Linked DNA regions of Homo sapiens: all the other regions are linked to region 3. The links are chromatin contacts, found by Hi-C or POLR2A ChIA-PET in ENCODE. All regions are on one chromosome and are shown on one strand. The core of a region is the stretch at or near the end of the contact, and the rest is flanking DNA. Distances in the headings are between cores, read along the strand shown. Region 1 holds the start of FAM227A (family with sequence similarity 227 member A). Region 2 holds the start of TOMM22-DT (TOMM22 divergent transcript). Region 3 holds the start of GGA1 (golgi associated, gamma adaptin ear containing, ARF binding protein 1). Region 4 holds the start of MYH9-DT (MYH9 divergent transcript).

Region 1 (2,897 bases), core at 3-2,502, 1.0 Mb after region 3:
GAAAAAAAAAAAAAGTAAAATTTTTTTAAAGTAAAGCAATAAAAGAATGGCTACTCCATAGATAGAACAGCCAAGAGTAAAATTTTAATTTTAATTAATTCAAATTTTGGCCAGGCGCAGTGGCCCGCACCTGTAATACCAGCACTTTGGGAGGCCGAGTCAAGCAGATCACCTGAGGTCAGGAGTTCGAGACCAGCCTGGCCAACATGGTGAAACGCCATCTCTACTAAAAATACAAAAAATTAGCCGGGCATGGTGGTGGGTGCCTGTAATTCCAGCTACTTGGGAGGTGAACACAGCAGAATCGCTTGAACCCGGGAGGCCGAGATCATGCCACTGCAATCCCAGCCTGGGCAACAGAGTGAGACTCTGTCTTAAAAAAAAAAAAAATTAAATTTTTAAATGGAAGCAGTGCAAATTTAGAAATACTGATTATATCTTGAAATAGTAATGTTTTGGACATATGGAGTTTAAAACATTACTCAAATTAATTTCACTTGGCTTTCTTTTTTACTTTTTAAAAAATGTGGCTACTAGAAAATTCCAAATCACATATGTGGCCTGCTTTATGTTTCTATTGCACAATGCTAAGCCAGATTGTGAAGATTTTAGTTCTAGGACATGGAAGTCTCCCCTCTTTTAATGCAGGGTGGTGTAGTTGGAAGAGAACTGCGCTTGGAGTCAAAGACCCCTGGGTCCTGCCCCTCACTGGATGCCCTGATACACCCACTAGGCAGCCGGTAAACTCCTTGAACGGCCTAAGTTTCTGCACTTATCAGACGGAACCAATAACACACGCTTTTAGGACTCTAGGAGATCTGGAGTTGATTCTCCAGTAGTTCTCTGTCCCTTCCTCACAATGCAACCTTTAAGTAGTCCCTGGGCCTCAGCTTCCCTTGCTTGTAGAAGCCGCCATAACGGCACGGGGAGGGGGCAGGCTGCCAGAGGTGGGTCATGGTGCGTCTGTCCGTCCGTCTTACCTGAAAGCATCGGCGGAATTTGACGAACCCGGGGCCGGTCCCGCCACGGGTCCCTCAGGGGACCCCGCAAAGTTCTGGGTCGGCCCCCGACAGCCGGTGCCCCCAAACTCACAGCAAGGGGTGCCCTTTGCCTTGTGCTGGGGGATGAGGAGGGGAGTTGGGGAGAGGCCCATTTTGCTACTCTGAGTCCAGGCGTTCTCTAGGCAACGCCGGCGCGGTCTCCACTTTCCCGTTTAGCATAACAATGGAACCTTCGTGAGCCGCCGCGTTGTCCGCGAGATGCCGTTTCTATGGTGACAGCCGGGCCGGGGGCCCAGACCAATGTGTCAGTGGAGAGGGTGAATGCAGGTCCTGGTCCTAGAGGCATGAAAAGGACCCCAGAAGACACTGCCTTTGTATAATCCGTTTGCTATCCCGAGGTGATTCACGGAGTTTCTGGGGATTGGCGCAGGCTGGCGCTGGGAACCCCCGCGCCGGTTACCCCTTTCCTCGGTGGTAGAGGCCGGGCGGGGCAGCGCATGCGCGTGGCGGGCAGGCGGCAGGAGGCGGGTGGGTCAAGGTAACTCTGGGCTACAGAGTCCTTGCTGGGGGTTCGGGGAGCGCTTGGACCCCGGCTTCTGGGACGCGTCAGGTACGTCTCCGAGTCCGGCGTCGCCGGCCAGCGCTGCCTGGGTTCACTCGGGGGCCCGAGCTGAGTAGGACGTCCGGGCCTCGCCTGGAGAGAGGCTTCAGGAGGGCCTGGGGAAGGGGACGGAGGCCGGGCGACCCCGGGCGGTGGCCGCCCTCCTCTGTGTGTCTCCGCGGTTGTGAATTGGGGCGGTAATTCCTCCCCGTAGGTCGCCGTGAAGATGATTGCATGAGATCGTGCGTGTGAACGTTTGTTGACAGCTGTTACTTGAGTCCGACAGCCCTGGGGGCCGTGCATCTGCGTAACATGGCTACCTCTGAACTCCTTGGGGGACACGTATATCTTTGAGAATCCGATGAAAACCAGAGATTCCGCCCTTGTTTTCTTAGAATTAAAGTAAGATAATATATTTTATGGCCTGTTGCAAACGGAAAACCTTTACACAATGATTAGTGATTAGTATCAGTATCTGTGGACTGGGAAGGCTCTACTTACTCGATCCTCTTCCCAGGGTCGTTGTGAGGATCAAGTGCACAGCTTCCTATAAACACTAAAACACTATAACATCTTGTGAGCCAGGTACTATTATTATTCCTCAGTGCAAAGAAAGAAGCCGAAGTCCAAGGGGGATAAATGCTGGGGTCCCACTGTGGGTGAGCCGCAGAGTGATCATTGGAAGCCAGGTGCTCCCCCTTCACTTCCTGTGTGCGGAGCACGCTCGCCCTGGGAGTTTCACTAGAAAGAAGGTTGCCATGGGCCAGTGGGACAGCTTGTATCTCAAGTGCACGCGGATGCCCCAGAATCCCAGGATCTCAGCTGAGCTGTTTGTGGATTATTAGATCTGACTTAAAAGGTAGCTAATCCAGACCCTTCCTCATCTGTAATACATGGATGACAGCTCCCAGCTGTAGTGTTATGAGAATTAGTGCGGTCATGAGTAAGGTGCCCAGTTAAAGCCCGAGAAGTAAAGCAGCTGGGCCAAGGTCTAGCAGGCAACTGAAGGGGAGAGCCAGGCCCCTAAACTTGTTGTGTCCAGCCCATGTGCTCAGGCCCAGTGCAGTTAGCATCAGTGGGGACTTGACTTATTTCTCCTTCTTCAAATGTCTCTAGATTTTAGGCATGCTGGGGGCTGCTTCTTAACTGTGTTTTGTTTATTTTGTTCATAAGTAATACATGAATATATTCTCATTGTAATAATTCATTAAATCTCGAGTATATTTAATATAATTTTATATTGTACCATATGAAATTGTCACAATTTGACCTTTTTTTAACCTATAAAATGACAA
Region 2 (2,872 bases), core at 176-2,675, 1.1 Mb after region 3:
AGATTAAAGGAGGACACACCGCACCCACCCACACCCACAGGCACCAGAGCACCTGGTATTTAGGTGTTAACTCTTACCTTTGTTTGGTACATAGGGAAGATTTACCTGATGTTTTCCCAAAAGACCTGCAAGACACTAATTTATTCCTACCAAGTAAAACATGGCTCAGGAAAACGAAACTGGATCAGTGTCTCTCTAAAACAGCCCAAGAAGCAGGCCAAGGAGATGGACAAGGAAGATAAATCTTTGGCCCTGGTCACAGGCCGAATTAAGAAATCCGGCAAGGTGGGGCGCAGTGGCATAGGCCTGTAATCCTAGGACTTGGGGAGGCTGAGGCAGTCGGATTGCTTGAGTCTCGGAGTTCAAGACCAGCCTAGGCAACACAGTGAAACCCTGTCTTTATATATATATGTATGTGTGTGTGTGTGTGTGTGTGTATATGTGTGTATGTATATATACATAATACGTATATATGTATACGTATGTATATATATACATATATACACATACCTATATACACATATATACATATATACACATATATACATATATATACATATATACGTATATATATACACACACATAAAATATATATTATATATAATATATAACTATATATAGGCCAGGTGCGGTGGCTGATGCCTGTAATGCCAGCACTTTGGGAGGCCGAGGCGGGCAGATCACTTGAGGTCAGGAGTTCAAAACCAGCCTAGCCAAATGGTGAAACCCCGTCTCTACTAAAAATACAAAAAATTAGCGGGGCGTGGTTGGTGGTGCATGCTGAGGCAGGAGAATCGCTTGAACCTGGGAGGCGGAGCTTGCAGTGAGCCGGGATCACACCACTGCACTCCATCCAGTCTGGGCGACAGAGCGAGACTCCGTCTCAAAACAAAACCAACAACAACAACAACAACAAAAAGCTAAAATCTTACAAAAAGCGACCTGTTCCACTGTCCCTTGGGCCTGCGGTGATGGTGGGCCTGACTCCATTCGTCTTTAAACATCTCTATTCCCGGCCACATCTTTGGCCACCTATGCTCGAATAAAGTGTTGTCTTGGAGCCTGTTGTAAATTTAAGAATAAACTTTTGTTAAAAAAAAAAATACAGTGGCTCATCATCTCTTGAGTTGTTTTCACTCAGCCACTCCTACCTTAGCTGTGAACTTAAAGTAAAACAAGCCCCCAGAATCTTGCCAGAGTCAGCCCTTTGATCTTTGTTCTCCCCTGAACTCTATTACCTGGAATTAAAACAACGCATTTGAAAAAAAGAAAAACAAGCAAGTTTCTGAGCTCACCCTATACCCGCTGAACAGAATGACTGCGGTGGCGCCCCAGAACCTCTCACAGGCCTCTCAGCTGCTGCTAATGCCCGCCGAAGCCCCGACGCCCGGATAAGGCCAGGGCTGCCGGACCCGCTGCGGGCACTGGAGGACCCGGGGCTAGAGGGCGCCGCTCTCGCCCGGCTCGCGCCTCGGCTCCCGGAAAAGCAGCTCTGTCCGCCGTTCGGCTGCGCTCACCTCCTTTCCGCTTCCGGTGTCCCCTACAGTCATGGCTGCCGCCGTCGCTGCTGCCGGTGCAGGGGAACCCCAGTCCCCGGACGAATTGCTCCCGAAAGGCGACGCGGAGAAGCCTGAGGAGGAGCTGGAGGAGGACGACGATGAGGAGGTACTAGGGCCTCGCGGGGTGCAGAGCGGGAAGCGGGCCCGCTCGTGGGTGTGGGATCCGCGTGGTACGGGATCGGAGCGAAGCGGCTGCTTTGGGAGGCGGGGTTAGGGGCCCTGCTGGGCCCTGGGTGCCCTAGCTCCAGTGGGGCTCGGCGGCTCCCAGTGCCGCAGCGGGGCCAGGAATGGATGTCGCTTTTTCGGCTAAGACCCGCGTCTACTCCACCACAGCTAGATGAGACCCTGTCGGAGAGACTATGGGGCCTGACGGAGATGTTTCCGGAGAGGGTCCGGTCCGCGGCCGGAGCCACTTTTGATCTTTCCCTCTTTGTGGCTCAGAAAATGTACAGGTAAGGAACGAGGGCAAAGGCACTGGGTACGTGCATGGGATGGTCGTGGTGCTGTGAAAGAACACGGGGTTTGGAAGCAGCAGACCCGTGTTGGGTGACCTTGGGCTTGTACCCTATCCTTTCTTAGTTTCCTCTTCTGTAAAATGGGGATTCTTACCTGGCAGGGGAGTTGTGGGGGTTATTTCAGATTGTTGGAGATAATTAATGAATAAGGAGCTTTGTAAGAACTCAGGAGAATGTTAAACCGCCATCACTAGATGATACAGCTACCATAGCTGCTCCTCCTGTCTCTGGTAGGAGTATGGTGTAAGGAGCGGGTAGAATACGTTTATCAAAAACATTGGAGTATGTAATGTGAGAGGTTTGGTTACTGGGTAGTTCTTGCCTGTTTTGTTTGCATGTCTTCATGCTCACCCTCTGGGGATTTTCCTCTGCAGGTTTTCCAGGGCAGCCTTGTGGATTGGGACCACTTCCTTTATGATCCTGGTTCTTCCCGTTGTCTTTGAGACGGAGAAGTTGCAAATGGAGCAACAGCAGCAACTGCAGCAGCGGCAGGTGAGCCCAGACCTTGGGCTTTTTGCCAGTGGTGGAGACGCAAGTTATTTCACTAACACATTGGTCCCCAACCTTTTTGGCACCAGGGACTGGTTTCATGGAACACAGTTTTTACATGGATGGTGGGTTGGGGGTGGCCGGGGGTCGGGGGGGGGGTTCTGGATGATTCAAGTGCATTACATTTATTGTGCACTGAATTTCTATTATTACATTGTAATATATAATGAAATAATTCTATAACGTAGAATGAGTGGGAGCCCTGAGCTTGTTTTCCTGCAACTAGACAGTCCTGTCTGGGGGTGATGG
Region 3 (3,113 bases), core at 417-2,916:
TCCCAGGCACAGGACCGCTGGAGAGGTCGCCACGGGCCGGTTTCCCAGCCGGCCGCGAGGGGGCGACAGAGTGCAATGGACCCAGGTGAGTCGGGGACCAGGCGCCGCCAGGTCGTGACGCCACAAGGTGAGGGAGGTCTTTGATGGAGGGAGATACAGGAGAAAAGGCGCCGAGCTTAGGAAGTCTGTTCGTACTGTCCTCCCCGATTCCAGTCTGGCTCCCACTGCTATCTTCCTCCCACTGCTGGACCCTTCTAAAACAAAAGCCTGACTTTGCTACCATCCGTAAAACTGTAACGACACCTCCAACGTTGCTTACAGGGAAAAAAAAAAAAAAGGGCAGCAAAACATGGGACCTGGGTGATCTTGCCCCAGCCTAATTCCAAGATATCTCCTGCAAATAGATATCTATTTGCAGATATCTGGGAGCCGTATTGAAATACTTCCAACTCCCTGGACTCATCCTACTTTTTTTTTTTTTTTTTTTTTTGAGACTGAGTCTCGCTATGCCGCCCAGGCTGGAGTGCAGTGACGCAATCTCGGCTCACTGCAACCTTCACCTCCCGGGTTCAAGCGATTCTTCTGCCTCAGCCTTCTAAGTAGCTGGCACTAAAGGCGCGCCCAGATAATTTTTTTTTTTTTTTTTTTTTAGTAGAGACGGGGTTTCACCGTGTTAGGATGGTTTCGATCTCCTGACCTCGTGATCCGCCCTCCTCGGCCTTCATCCTACTTTTTCTCCCTGAATATCTTTTCGCACCAGCTCTACGTGGAGAAATCCGACTGTCTTTGAGCGAAGTACAGTATCACTTTCTCTTGAAACCTCCCCTGACACGACCCCTCCCCTGACACGACCCCTCCCCTGACAACACCCCCACCCACCCCACCCCAGTTTGGGGGAGGAGCCCCCTCCTTTGTTCCCACTACCCCGTGGGCTTCCCCTATCACACTGTAATAAATATCTGGCCTTGTCTATCTCCTTCTGTGCCCATCACAGAGCAAAGCAAATACAAAGAGTTCATTAAACGTTGGCTGGATGAATGGAGGAGACGGCACAGGGTTCAAGCTCTGCTACTTGTGCGGCCTCAGGCCGACTAATTATCTGGTGGGTTTGTTGTAAGGAGTCAGAACTAAATGGATTAATTACAAATAGTGCTTAGGACAATGCCCAGAATACTGTAAGCACTCAAGAAACTGATTTATTTTCGTCATTTTCACAGCGGCCAAGGTACATGAGGATGTAGCTTATCGCCCTTTTAAGGGACTCTCCCACGTTCGACTCTAAGCGGAAGTACCCGCTCAGGGCTCCGGAAGTGGCCTCAGAGCCCCTCAGCAACATGCCCGCAGAGAATTCTTCCGGAGGCGGTCACAGACATCTCCGTGACGCAGAACGAGTTAGAGCGTCCCTTGGGGTTTCCATGGTGCTGCCCTTAGCCTGCAGTATCTCCACTTCCTCTCCCGCCTGAGCGCCGGGAACGGAAAAGCAGGCGGCCGGTCCCAGCTGCGACGTAGACGCCGCGTGGGGGTGGGGTTGGGCGAGTAGGTGACGCTCTAGGCGAGCTCGTTGGCCTCTCTATGGTGCCGAGCGCGCCCGTTCGGACGTTGCCCCTTTAATCGGCAGAGGGCGGTGCCCAGGAGGTCCCGCGAGAGCTGCGGGGGGCGGGGGGGCGGTGCCGAGGCTGGGGGCCGGTGGCGGATGGAGCCCGCGATGGAGCCGGAGACTCTGGAGGCGCGAATCAGTGAGTGTCCGGGAGGGGCGCGGGCCGGACCGGAACCGGAACCGGGGGCACGAGGCGGGCCCCTTCCCGGCGGGGGCGGGGTACGGGTCGCCCCCTCCTCACGCCCCGCCCCCGGCCCGGGAGGGGCGGTGTCCTCAGTCGGCCCCTCAGACCCTGGAGCGATGGAGGACCCCGGCCCCGGCGCGGTCCAGCGGTGGGAGCGGGCGCCGCCCACCTGTCGGATCCCTGGGCCATGACCCCTGGGACGGCGAGTGAGCTGCGCCGGGAACCCCCGGGACGGAGAGAGCAGCCTCCAACCCCCAAGGCTCACATTGCTTCACGGAGTAGCGGCCCGGGGAAGGAGCACGCGAGCGGTTCCCCGGGGTTGCATCTCACACCCGGGAGGGAGGGACCCTACTATTTTCAGGCCCCGAATCCTCCACTCTCTGGCCCTGCATGGCGTTCCTGGAGCCCGCAAGTAGTCACATTTGCTCATTACCCCGTCCTGGAAGGGAGGACCCACTGCCCCATTTGATTCCTCCCGCCGCTCCTAGTCTCTAGCCACATAGTGAGAAACCCCCGCACCCTACAGGCTTGGGAGAGTCTTAGACTCCAGAAGTATTAATAATTCCAAGCTCCCTGTCACTCCCTTCAGCCTAACCCCTCAGTCTCCAAGATGCCTTTCCCAGCTCTTGCTGAACTTCCTTCAAAGGCTTCTACACCCCTTTTTTTCTTGTTTCTCCTCAGACGTAGCTTCCTATTGCTTAGGCTTCCTAGCCCGCAAACCCTCCACCTGAGCTCCTTAACCCACAGCCCTGATGATCCCCTGCTCTCACAGCCCCGCTCCTGGACTCTGCCTCTGAAAGCCGTGGCTGGCTTCTCCCTGGTCTAGTGAGGGTTCTCTCCCAAGGCTTTAACTGCTGTTGGGACCCCGTCGTTGCCAGGGCCTCAGGGAACCCTCTTGGACCCGGGCACACCGGCAACTGTCTAGCGTGGTTTGGGGTCATGGCCGGCCCCTTTTAAGCCAGGCTTGAGCAGAGTTGAACCATGAGGTTGGCCCCAGAACCAAACCTCTAGGGATGTTTCAGAGTCATCCTAGCCACCAGAGGGGCAGGGGGTGGAAAAGGGGCACTCAGCAGCCCTTGACCGTTGTGAACGCCGGAAGTGTCCGCCTGGGTCTCAGCAGCAACTGGGCTGGGGGGATGGGTGGGCCCCTGGCTAACTGATCTCAGACACAGGTCTTGAGCTGTGGGTCATACAAAACATTCTCAGGTTTAGAAACAGTGGGGGTTTTCTGAGAGTCCAGAGAGTCTAAAACCAGGCAGAAGTTAGAGATACCTGGGTTTGGCTGGGCCCTGACACACTGGGGCTGGGATTTTCTCCTTTCCTTCCCCCTTT
Region 4 (3,097 bases), core at 13-2,512, 1.2 Mb before region 3:
GCCTCAGACGCCAGAAACTTCCACGGGAGCGGCTGCCCCGGGCTCCCAACCCGTGAGGCTGCGTCCCAGGGGCCGCGGCTCCCGGAAGGGGTTAAAAAGTTTGCCCGAGTCGGGCCTGGGCGAGGCGAGGGCGGGGCGCGTGCCCCAGCGGCTGGGGGAGGTCGGCTCCAGTGCCCAGTCCTGAGACCGCGCCGGGGGACACGGGGGGCGCCGGGGAGCGCCGGGTCCCGAGGCCGCCCCTGCACCCCTAGGCCTCGCTGCTGCCGGCGCCCTCCCCGAGCGCCCGCGTGGGGGTCCCGGTCCCCCTGGGAAGGATGCGGTGCCGGGCCCTGAGCCGCCGGCGTTCGCCCCCGCCCGCGCGGGTGGCGGGCCGCACTGAGCCCAAGAACCACCAGTCGGCCTGGCGGCAGCGCGTCTCGCCCCCGCCCGCCCGCCGCCGCCTGCCCGGGGCGGGACCGCGGTGGGGCTCGCTCACCTGAACCTGGATCTGCCCCGGGAACAGGCGCTGCTTCTCCCGAGAGGACTTTCTCGAGCGCTCGGGCGGCGGCCGGGTGGGGCGAGCGCACGAGGCGGGAGCTGCAGCAGGTCAGCCTTGCTTAGCCTTCCGTGCCCTGCCCAGGAACCGCGGTGATCTGCGCGCCTCACCGCACCCAGCTCGGCTCCTCGCCGCCTTCCCGCCCCGCCCTCGGAGCCGCGGGACCATTCCCAGCCGGGAGCCGGCTCCGGGGCGGAGCCTGGGGCACAATCCCGCCCCCTTCCTGCTACACCCACTGCAGGCCGCGCCTGGCCTTGATGGGCAGACGTATTGGCCTGTGGAAAGGGGGTGGGCGGAGCCTCTGCGGCCAGATGGGTGGGGATTCAACATCCTCTTTCCGCCCCACCTCCACCCGCTCCACCTTCCCCCGCGCTTCCTAGGCGGGAGCCCCGCCCTCTAGGGCGGGTCCAACGGACAGCCAGGTTCTAGGACAAGGATTGACACAGGGGGAATCCAATCAGGAGGCGGCGACTCGGGGCGCGGAGAGCTCCGGGCCGGGGTTTTGGTGCCTTGCCTGGGCCGGGGCGAGGCCCTGCGGGAGCCGACTGGGAAGGTCTGGAACTCTGACACCCCGCCCCGCGAGCTGTGCTCTCAGTCTCATGTCATCCCACCACAAGGACAGATATTAAGTACCATATATGGGAAAAATGCTATTTTACATAATTATGATCCCTGTGGGGGCGGGCATGGACTCAGCCCTGGATTCCATTGTGAGCGTCTTGAGTTCGATTCCTGACCCTGCCTCTTTAGGATCCGCACGTTGCTGCCTTTCAGCCTCCAAACCTTCGCTCTGGCCGTTCTCTCCACCTGGAATACCCTTCCGAGCCTCTCTTCACCTCCATGTCATTAACTCGCATACATCCTTTCAGGTACTTGTTACAAATTGCACTTTTTTTTTGTTACTGTCCACTACAAGAGGATAAAAAATGTTTTCATTTTTAAATGAAAAATCTTTTGATCCATTTGGAATTTATTTTTGGGGTAAGGAAGAAACCTAAGATAATTTTTGTAATAGCCACTTGTCCAAACACTGTTTTCTCCACTGATTTTAGTTGGCACCTTCATCGCCTATAGAACTATTATACTTGAAGCTGTTTCTGACTTGTATACATTGATCTCTCTGTGTGCACCTGTGCCAATCCCACCATGCTTTAATGAAGATACCTTTATAATACATTCTATATCTATGAGGGCAAATTTCTCATCATTACTCTTTCTTACTGGAATGTGCTTGCTATCATGACTATTCTTCCAAATTAACTTCAGAAAAAAGCTATGTTCTAAAGGCAAAAGAAAGCTGGGAAAAAAAGATTTTGCAACTCTGTGACAAATTACTATCAGCAATATATAAAGATCTCTTCCCAGTTGATAAGAAAAACCTCGGCCGGGCGCGTGGCTCATGCCTGTAATCCCAACATTTTGGGAGGCCGAGGCGGGCGGATCACCTGAGGTTGGGAGTTCAAGGGCAGCCTGACCAACGTGGAGAAACCCCGTCTCTACTAAAAATACAAAATAATTAGCCGGGCATGGTGGCCCATGCTTGTAATCCCAGTTACTCAGGAGGCTGAGGCAGGAGAATCGCTTGAACCCGGGAGGCGGAGGTTGCAGTGAGCAGAGATCGTACCACTGCACTCTAGCCTGGGCAACAAGAGCATAACTCCGCCTCAAAAAAAAAAAAAACAAAGAAAAAGAAAAAGAAAAACCTCAAAGACTCCAAAATAAAAATGGCCAAAAACAGGAACAGGTGATTTTAAAGAAGAATTATAAATGGCCAATAATTATTTTTAAAAAGCCATAAGAAATGCAAACAAAACAACATAAAATGCCATTTTCACCTAATTAAAAAAAAAATGCTCAATATTGGTCAGGTTTATAGATACAGATGAGAAAGTAAATTGATCAATTCTATCTGAGAATTCATCTTAAAAGACATTAGAAAAGTACACAGATATGAACTTTAAAGTTCTTTGCAGCCGGGCGCGGTGGCTCACGCCTGTAATCCCAGCACTTTGGGAGGCCGAGGCGGGCGGATCACGAGGTCAGGAGATCGAGACCATCCCGGCTAAAACGGTGAAACCCCGTCTCTACTAAAACTACAAAAAATAGCCGGGCGTAGTGGCGGGCGCCTGTAGTCCCAGCTACTTGGGAGGCTGAGGCAGGAGAATGGCGTGAACCCGAGAGGCGGAGCTTACAGTGAGCCGAGATCCCGCCACTGCACTCCAGCCTGGGCGACAGAGCGAGACTCCGTCTCAAAAAAAAAAAAAAAAAAAAAAAAAAAAAAGTTCTTTGCAACATTGTTTATAGTCACTAAATGTTAGAAATAAATGTACAATATATTACAAGATTGAATACATTGTGATATAGTCATATGTCGAAAAGTACAAAAAAAGTCATTAAAATTTTTATGTAGATTTGTATTTGCTGATTGAAAATATACTAAGTGGCCAGACGCAGTGGCTCATGCCTGTAGTCCCAGCACTTTGGGAGGTAAGGTGGGAGGATTGCTTGAGCCCAGGAGTTCAAGACCATCCTGGGTAACATCGCAAAATCCCATCTCTACAA

What was found. A loop is a pair of places that touch in the nucleus more often than their neighbours do. ChIA-PET counts read pairs that join two places held with the same protein, here RNA polymerase II (POLR2A). Pooled maps may share reads with other maps.
Region 1: a map with no recorded cell type shows a loop between it and region 3 (17-fold over the local background). The contact joins the promoter of FAM227A here to the promoter of GGA1 in region 3. A Hi-C loop is called at or near these places in 1 of 37 single-sample maps with no recorded cell type and 4 of 50 pooled maps. POLR2A ChIA-PET finds 5 or more read pairs at or near these places in 1 of 52 experiments (activated CD4-positive, alpha-beta T cell).
Region 2: a loop to region 3 is called in a map with no recorded cell type, with 26 times the contacts of the local background. The contact joins the promoter of TOMM22-DT here to the promoter of GGA1 in region 3. A Hi-C loop is called at or near these places in 2 of 37 single-sample maps with no recorded cell type and 7 of 50 pooled maps. POLR2A ChIA-PET finds 5 or more read pairs at or near these places in 1 of 52 experiments (GM10248).
Region 4: a loop to region 3 is called in a pooled map, with 7 times the contacts of the local background. The contact joins the promoter of MYH9-DT here to the promoter of GGA1 in region 3. A Hi-C loop is called at or near these places in 7 of 50 pooled maps.

What each region holds. Positions count from the first base shown.
Region 1 is chr22:38,655,140-38,658,036 of GRCh38, forward strand. FAM227A (family with sequence similarity 227 member A) reads right to left here and starts at 1,253. Exons shown (of 17, transcript NM_001013647.2): 1 at 981-1,253. CBY1 (chibby 1, beta catenin antagonist) reads left to right here and starts at 1,499. Exons shown (of 5, transcript NM_015373.4): 1 at 1,499-1,611.
Region 2 is chr22:38,680,431-38,683,302 of GRCh38, forward strand. It overlaps TOMM22-DT (TOMM22 divergent transcript), which reads right to left and starts at 1,426. Exons shown (of 2, transcript XR_007068097.1): 1 at 1,296-1,426. TOMM22 (translocase of outer mitochondrial membrane 22) reads left to right here and starts at 1,527. Exons shown (of 4, transcript NM_020243.5): 1 at 1,527-1,665; 2 at 1,893-2,011; 3 at 2,449-2,566. The coding sequence starts at 1,549. RefSeq lists enhancers at 1,315-2,514, 1,561-1,630 and silencers at 1,361-1,430, 1,821-1,870.
Region 3 is chr22:37,607,168-37,610,280 of GRCh38, forward strand. It overlaps GGA1 (golgi associated, gamma adaptin ear containing, ARF binding protein 1), which reads left to right and starts at 1,667. Exons shown (of 17, transcript NM_013365.5): 1 at 1,667-1,736. The coding sequence starts at 1,694. RefSeq lists a cis regulatory region at 1-302, enhancers at 1,047-1,126, 1,277-1,446, 2,051-2,672, 2,387-2,496 and a silencer at 1,607-2,056.
Region 4 is chr22:36,387,332-36,390,428 of GRCh38, forward strand. MYH9-DT (MYH9 divergent transcript) reads left to right here and starts at 1,263. Exons shown (of 3, transcript NR_183573.1): 1 at 1,263-1,404. It overlaps MYH9 (myosin heavy chain 9), which reads right to left and starts at 636. Exons shown (of 41, transcript NM_002473.6): 1 at 476-636. RefSeq lists silencers at 170-249, 280-859 and an enhancer at 653-947.